Linked DNA regions of Homo sapiens: region 1 is linked to region 2. The links are chromatin contacts, found by Hi-C in ENCODE. All regions are on one chromosome and are shown on one strand. Each heading gives the region's core, a stretch centred on a gene start or an enhancer-like site at or near the end of the contact. The rest is flanking DNA. Distances are from core to core; before and after follow the strand shown. Region 1 overlaps LNX1 (ligand of numb-protein X 1). Region 2 overlaps SCFD2 (sec1 family domain containing 2).

Evidence for each region. Hi-C counts contacts between places; a loop is a spot of excess contacts on that map. Pooled maps may share reads with other maps.
Region 1: a map of ascending aorta shows a loop between it and region 2 (3-fold over the local background). The contact joins two enhancer-like sites. A Hi-C loop is called at or near these places in 2 of 168 maps with a recorded cell type or tissue (ascending aorta and endothelial cell of umbilical vein) and 4 of 50 pooled maps.

What each region holds. Positions count from the first base shown.
Region 1 is chr4:53,538,940-53,543,040 of GRCh38, reverse strand. All of the region lies in intron 2 of LNX1 (ligand of numb-protein X 1), which reads left to right. Among named protein-coding and RNA genes, the nearest start is that of LNX1-AS1, 41 kb to the right of the region's middle. Within about 2 kb of position 1,345, at least 7 of the 41 ENCODE cell types and tissues checked have a DNase peak (open chromatin) inside an H3K27ac peak, as active enhancers do.
Region 2 is chr4:53,008,126-53,012,445 of GRCh38, reverse strand. The region is part of intron 5 of SCFD2 (sec1 family domain containing 2); the gene reads left to right. Among named protein-coding and RNA genes, the nearest start is that of SCFD2-AS1, 83 kb to the right of the region's middle. RefSeq lists an enhancer at 2,498-2,737. Within about 2 kb of position 1,910, at least 5 of the 41 ENCODE cell types and tissues checked have a DNase peak (open chromatin) inside an H3K27ac peak, as active enhancers do.

The sequences.
Region 1 (4,101 bases), core at 96-2,595, 530 kb before region 2:
TTAAAAACAAAAGTAGCAGACAGGACAATCTGACTCCAAATCCACACCTATGAAGTGCTAATGATTCCTACAGCACAGGATTCCTGAGTAGCAAGTGAGAACCACGTTAGAGGAGCTGGCACCTGGGTGGGCTCATGACCATCAGTTCCCTCTACTTCCACTTGCTTTCCCCCTGATTTATTCCTGATGGGAGAGGGGGGTTCTTACCGGGTTAAACATCACTCTGGGTCACGTGTTCCGAATACAGATTTAAATGCAATTGCAAATGCCAATGGCCTTCTCCACCTTGACCCCTATTCTTACTCAGTGTAAATTAATGTTGAATTTTCTCATTCCGAAATTGTGTTGCCTTCTAAATTACTCCAGTCTGTTCATGTCTTTGTCATGGATTTTCTCTAATTGCAGATGTACCCATGTCTAACCTATTTTTTCCCTCCTCTTGCCTCTGTCCTCTATGGCATTCCCCACCTCAGTGTCATCCATAAATTTTGTGACACTTGCTCCTAGGTCATCAGTCAGAGTATTGATTCAGATCAATGTGATGGTGATTGTTAGGACACTCTTTGAAACACCTTCCCATGGCTGGGCTTAATGCCCCCTTAGTTTGTGATTTCTGATCATTTTCAGCTTTCTTTGGACTAACAGTGAATATAAAATCCCAAGACACTGCGCATTCAGCTCAATCCACCCCCTACCCCATCCCTTTGTATTCTTAATTACAACAACAGTATTACAATCTTTAAGATAATCTCATGAATTTGTCTGTGATCATTTAAATGCAAACTGTCCTTTGTTTATTTATCCCTGGTTTTCTGGAAACTCAATTTTACTTTCCTAATAGTTATTCCCAATTTTTCAAGCTGACAATTGCATATCTCATACACTAATTTTTCACTACCCTTTCCTTCTGTTTTCTCTCTGCATCACTATCACATGTTGTTGGCCTTGTTCCAGTCTTCTGACATCCCCCTGAGTGCAAGGTAATTTTTCAGAAATAATTATTCATTTTTACTGCACCATTGTTCAGTAAGCATATTAGTCAAATTCTATTCCCCAGGGCCATGTGTCATCTGGAGCAGCTGATTTATGCATGCTCATGTTTGCCAAATATTCCTTCACCTATTTTTTGTCCAAGCTTATCTGTGAGGGGTTTATATAATTCTCCAAATTTCACTTATTACAAAGCTATCTGAAAGTAGTTTAGCACTGCAGGGTTTAAACATTTTTATTTTAGTGTTTGCCTCTTTTACTTGTAAATCTGTGTTCCTTCAAGCTTCTTGGCCTACTTTTTTTTAATGACTCAGACTGAGCTTACAAATTTTTAAGTGATTGCTAAGTATTAAGTCGTTCTGTTTTGGCTCATGTGTATTTTTTTCTGCTGAGCTTAATTGAAACAGTCCGTTTTCTTGGCCTTATATTGTTCTTGTCTCAAGTCAGAACTATTCAGTGATCCTAAGAATTTGACACACAACTGAATAGATCCCTGCTTTTTCCATTTGATATAAATGGTTAGAATCTACACTAAAAGAATCATGAACTCTAAGTCTCTTTTAGAAAAAAAATATATATGAAATGTGCTGATTAGATCAGTCTTAGAAACTACCAAGTGTGTCATCTTCCAAAAGCATGGAACTTTCCACTATGTGAATAGTTTGGCACTAATTGTTCACACTTTTCCTTAGAGAAATAATTTTTTTCAGCCCAACCTCTTTTTTTTGACATGATCTTGCCAAGTCAGTGTAGTTTTAGAGAGCCATTTGCTGAAGTTGATTCAGTTGCTAATGGTATCCTAACTTGGTTGTTACCTCCACCCACTCACTAGAGAATCCTGAAATCACAGAACGCATTCCTGCCATTTCTTTCTTTCTTTTCTTTTCTTTCTTTTTTTTTTTTCTTTTTTTTTTGAGTTAGAGTCTCGCTCTGTCACCCAGGCTGGAGTGCAGTGGCGTGGTCTCGGCTCACTGCAAGCTCTGCCGCCCAGGTTCAAGGGATTCTCCTGCCTCAGCCTCCCAGGTAGCTGGGATTACAGGCAAGCACCAACATACCCAACTAATTTTTGTATTTTTAGAAGAGACAGGGTTTCACCATGTTGGCCAGGCTAGTCTTGAGCTCCTGACCTCAAGTGATCCGCCCGTCTCAGCCTCCCAAAGTGCTGGGATTACAGGCGTCAGCCACCATTCCCAGCTCTCCTGCCATTTATTTTTAGAATCAAATACAGTGCCCTTATTTTACTAAAGACAAATGTTTGACCCCAATAAGTGAGGATACTTAAATCAGCACTGTGTCGATGTCTACACAGTCTGTAGCTCTGTTTATAATAATAACAGGGGGGTTTTTTTGTTTTTTGTTTTTTGTTTTTTGAGACAGAGCTTTGCTTGTTGCCCAGGCTGGAGTGCAGTGGCGCAATCTCGGCTCGCTGCAACCTCCCCCTCCTGGGTTCAAGCAATTCTTCTGTCTCAGCCTCCCGAGTAGCTGGGATTACAGGCACCCACCACCATGCCCAGCTAATTTTTTGTATTTTCAGTAGAGACGGGGTTTCACCATGTCAGCCAGGCTAATAACACTTATTTTTAACAAGCTTTCTTACAAGGTGGCATGGCACCTTGAGGTTGAGTTGGAGCACACTCAAGTAAAGCCTCACTATCTTTTCTGGGGAGGCGGGGACAGGGTCTCACTCTCACTCAGGCTGGAGTGCAGTGGCGGAGTCATGACTTACTGCAGCCTCAACCACTCGGGCTCAAGCCATCCTCTCTCCTAAGCCCCCCGAGTGGCTGGGACTACAGGTGCACGCCCCCATGCCTGGCTAATTTTTGTATTTTTTTTTAGAGACAGGGTTTTGCCATGTTGTCTAGACTGGTCTCAAACTCCTGAGCTCAAGCAATCTGCCAGCCTCAGACTCTCAAAGTGCTGGGATTACAGATGTGAGCCACCATGTTGTCATTTGGAGTTGTTAGCAAGAATGGGGTAGTTGCTATGCCATCTTATTTTATTCAGATAGCACTAGATTTGGTATTGATTAGTAGCCCGAGCAAAAACAACTGGAGCAACTGAAAATACTGAAAATACTGAATTTCCAGTTCTAACCACATGGCCAAGTCAACCTTTGCCATGGATGCCCCATGCAAGGACAGTAGAAATCCTAATTGCAGCTGGTTACAGAGAAGGAACAGCCTCACTGGGGTTGACTCCCTCAGCAGATTACAAGAAACCATTGTCCCTGTCCTCCAAAAGCTGACTTTGAAAATATGAAGCGAGCAATATCTTTGATAGTGTGGGTTTTGGGTAACAGCAGTCCTGGTATTTAGAGACTTGTGTATACATACATGTTAAGGAGATCATTTTAAGATCAGAGCAGGCATTAAACAAGTTAGAACAAAAACATTTTCTGCAACTGAATATTCATATGAATCATGTGCTCACATTATACTAGAGAAATTTCAAAGCTCAAATCTTTTCAAAGTCCTACAATTCTTACACAAACAGTCATTTAAAGGAGAAACTAAAAAAATTAGCTGGGCATGGTGGCACATGCCTGTAGTCCCAGCTACTGGGAAGGCTGAGGTGGGAGGATTGCTTGAGCCCCAGGAGGTTGAGGCTGCAGTGAGCAGAGATTGCACCACTGCACTCCAAGGCGGGCGACAGAGTGAGACAGGTCTCAAAAATTAAACTAATACAATAAAGAGAAACTAAAGGACATCTGAGCATTTTTATCAGCCCAAACATAACTCAGTAGGTAAATATCTGTATACTTCACTATTCTTTTTATAGTGAGAAGGTCCAGACCCTGGCCTCGAGCATCCCTCAGCTCCACTTGGCAGGGGGCCCTTATGGCTCCCTTGGTGCCAGAGAGAGCCCTTGACTGGTGTGGTTGCCATAAAGCACACTGAGCTCCTTTTATTGTAGCAGGGTGATTACACGGCTGATCTGATTTTATCCAGGAAATTTAACCTAAAGGAAAAAACAAAAACCTTTAAAACACATTCAGCCCTTGGAACTGACTTCACTTTCAGGGGGACCAAGTTGATTTAGTCTTCCTTCTGGATCCCCTTCAACCCGTCAGATCTCCTGGACTTGGCCATGGAAGACTGTCTGTGCATGACT
Region 2 (4,320 bases), core at 661-3,160:
TTTGACCAGGATCACAGTGCAGCCTCTGCCTCCACTTCCCTGCCTTTTGTGTGTGTGTGTGTGTGTGTGAGAGAGAGAGAGAGAGAGAGAAAGAGAGAGAGAGATTTTATGCTAATAAGGTATCCCAGCCTTTCCCTATTTCAAATTTACCCCTCTGTGACTTGTAAGCCATGCAATTCGTAGGGCTAAATATGCAGTTGTTCGATTTCACGGTTTGGAATCTCTTGTCAAGGGGTGAGTCATTATAACACGGCTGGGCTTTTCTCATTGTTGATGGTGCATACTTGAACCTGAAAACTATTTAGGATCCATTGACCCTTTGACTTCTGCCAGGATCTTTCTTGCTGTTGTTTTTGGAAATTTGTGGGGCAGGGAGTAGGGGGATGGAGTCCTCTCAAATTAACCCATAGAAGGAGTTAAGCTATTAAAAAAAAAAAAAAAAAAGCCTAAAACCTGGTTTTTCAAAATTACTTATTCTCAATGAAAAATCCCCAGATTTGTGTTCCCAGAACCTTTTCCTCTCCCCACAATCAATGTCGGTTTCAGCCTCCAATTCATAGTATATTATGTACTTGTTTATCCTCTAGAGAGGAAGAAATAATAATGTTATGAAGGCATCAAGGAATTAAATTCCAGGCCACAGGTTGTCACTGACAATTCACTGCAGACCAAACTTGTAACCCAGATAAAGAAGCTTGAAGCGTTTCACAGTGAGGTGTCTTCCAGCTTTGACCTCCTGGATAGGTGTTCTTGTTACAGTTTAGAAGTGCAGCTGGTTTCTATTTGAAATGAGAAGAATGGAGTTATTTAAGGAGCCAGTGCCTCTCATAGGTGAAATCGGCTTTGCTGAAATGTACACAACACACTACAAGGAACCTTAAAAACAAACTTCCATTTCACTTAGCTGCAGCACAGGAAATTGTTTCTGGCTTGTTTTTGTTGTGAACAGAGAGAACACTGCATATTAGAAATTCCCTGTAGTTGTTTAATATTTGCTCAGTAGTGTCCTGGTTCCTAATCAAGTCCTTCTTCTCACTAAATCCTGTCAACTCTGTCACTGTTTTGATTGGAAGCATGAATTGTAACACTGAAAAATCTCTCAGGACAGTAAACCTCTGCAGCTGTGGAAGGCTGGAGCTATTTACTGGTATTATTAAAGGAACCTGAATGACTTCTTTGGGGGGGAAAAAAAAGCAAAGATGCAGTGAAATTCATAAGGTGCACAGAGATTTAGGATGAAGGTTTTATTATGAGCACAGCCTCATAATACTATCCTCATAGAAAGAATACAGAATAGTAACAATTGTTTCATGAGTTGGCAAACATAATATTCTGATGTCTGCCTTTTTTAGGGGGAAAATAAAGTCCAAATGTAAAATATGAAATCAGACATAGCTAGTGCTTTGGAACAGTGTTTGAACTGGATGCTTTTTCAAGGTACGCTATAGAAACAAATGTCACCTTTATTTCCTGAAGGCATTTTGAAGAGTTTGCCGTTGGTCTTTTAAGGCATGAATTTTCTGGAACAAAAGAGGTGCAGAAATTTTAAATTGTCACCATTCTAAGGACATAACTGATTACACTACCTGCTGCTATGTATTTGGGATCTGAGGAACGTCCTGAGAGTGTAAAGACATATGTTGGAGAGGCTGGACCGCGCCCCCCAGCCCGGCCCCAAAATGGGAAAAGAAGCAAAAGGAATGAAAACTTTCACTTGAGAGAGGTGACCAATACCATACCTAAGATGTTTCTCTTCCAAAATGTTTCTTTGTTCACTTATTCATCCTTTATTCAATGATTTATTCGTTTCAGAAAAGTTTATTGAGTATCTACTGTGAGCCCAGAACTGTGCCAGGTACTGGGAGGTCTAGTTTAAAGGCAGCTTGCCCACAAGGACAGGGATTTCCGCCAAGAATGTTCTGTCCTCATTGCTATAGTGTAAGAAGCAGCTGGATTCCCAAGTCAGCCTTGACATTCAGCAGAACTTAGCGTGTCTGCCTCTAAAAGCACAAACCTGTTTGCTAGACTGTTCTTGTCATTGCCAATGTATTTACTATTGTGTAAAAGTCACGTTTTGAATATAAATTTTTGTCGTATCTTGAAGAAGCAGTACAAAGCCCTAAGAAACAGTTCATAGAAAATAGTTTTAAGTAATTCGAAGAAAGTACCTGTAAATGTAGAGTAATTGCGAAGCTGTCAGGAATAAACAAGATCTTGTAAAGCTATAGAAATGTGTTGAATATGTTTTCTTTGAGGCCAGAGCAAGATAATAACTCGGGAAGAAACTTCTAAAATATCAACTCAGCAAAACAAATGCAAGACTTTTGAGGACTCAGTTATCATGTGGGAGGCTGGATGCTGTGGAGGATATGAGGTAGAATAAGATGGTCTCTAATCTAATCTCAGAGAGGAAATGAAACAAGCCCTTGACTTAGAAGGTGATGTGCTCCAAGCTCTCAGTGCAGCCCGAGAAAGTATAGTGAGCACAGAGCTCCGGTAGGCCAGCAGGCCAGTGAAATGCAAGGGGTTTTGGGAAAGCTACAGGAAACCAGACTGAAGGTGTTTACAGGGCCATCCATGTTCCCACCTGGAATGTGTGTGCTGCTTCCAAACTTGTTCCTCCAGAAAGATAGCTTCAAATTGGACAGGGTTCTGAGAAATGCAATTAAAATGATAAAGGGAAGCAGGGGGTGATAGTGGGAGAGCTCAGATGCCATAATAGTGAAAAAACAAGAAGGTTAGGATCCTTCAGTCTGTAGAAATGGAGGTTGAGACTATGTGTGTCTATAAATGGAGGTTATATATAAGGTCAGCACTAAGTCTCAGAATTACGAGAACGAAGGGAAAGCCATAATCATTTGTGAAGACTTTGACTCCAGTTTCTTCTTTTGTAATCCAGATTCCAGAATATGTTCAGCGGCACATCTGTCCTACAAGGTGCTTGCTAAAAAAAGGTATTCTTTAGCCAAGTAAGTTTGAAAATCTCTGCATACCATGTGTTCTTCCAGTAGATTCTCCCTTTACATTTGATATTAAAAGATCTCAAAAGGTTGTTCTTAAGGAAAACTTATTTAACTTTGTGGTTCTCAACCAGTATTTACCAAACTCATTTGACCATGTAATCCTTTGTTTATTTAGTGCCTATGAGGACTTTGGAAAATGCTTCTGGGAAGATAGGACTCTAAGATTATTAAGGTCCCTGGAAGGAAGTTAATCCATGACAGAGGAAGCGCTACCAACACTGTGAAATTTATTACTTCTAGAGCCAATCAATACTGGACGAAAATAATAAAGGGGCTGATAGTGAGAGAGGACTAATAGTTTGCAAGTAGTAGGAATTTACAGTCATTTATGGAAGATGGCAAGTTCGTCAAAGGTAGTTGGGAGGTGTGGCTGACCATCCAAAGGAAAGCCATTAGAGTCCCCACAGTGCTTTTAGAGGGGTTGTTAAGACCCAGATCTCCACATCAGGCTTTAGATTGTTCTGTCAGGATCACACATCTCTTCTGCACCATCAAAAGAGAAAAGTACATAGAAGAAACTCATTTAAGTTTTGGCTGAATCAAGCAGATCGTTCTGCATGATAGTGAGATTATAGACAATTGGAAAGTACTTCTATTGAACTTTGAGGCCAGTCACATTCTATTAAGTTTCAGTTCATGCCCATTAAAATAATAGCAGCTGGATTCTATAGCTTTTCTCTGAAAACCTGGCTAAGCATTCAAGTTCAACAGTTTTGTAGATTTGTGCTTTTTTTTCTCTAGAAAGCTTTCATTATTTTGAAGAGCGTTTTATACATGCACCTCTCCATTCCCTGACCCTGGCTGACTTTTTACCCTTTCTCTTCCCCACCTCACTGAGCAAGTTTACATAGCTACAGTGTCCTTCCAACATTGTAAAGAGTTTTGTTGTTGTTGTTATTTATTGGACGTTAGGGAGAGCAAATGAATATGATAAGTTTAAAAACTAAGTCTTAGAATAGTTTTCTTTCTCTCAAGCACATTTTAGTTTCTTCTCCTTTTGCTTCATCTTTCCCATTGTGCTCATTATTCTGCCTTCTCCATGCTTCTCCATGATGCTCTGTGCCAGGGTGGGGAGGGAGAGGGGAAGGGGGGGTGTCATTCTACATGGACTGCACCAGTAGGCTCTCTTGCCCTATGGTTTCTGGATGGGATTGGCTAATGCAGAGGCATCAGCTGTAGGTTTTAAGAGGAGAATGAGGCCACCCTCTCCATGGAGCTGTTTTCTCTGTATTCTAGTGCTTCCTGCATGGGCTCCTTGGGCCTACGCATGACCCTGGACTACTAGCCCTCCACTCGT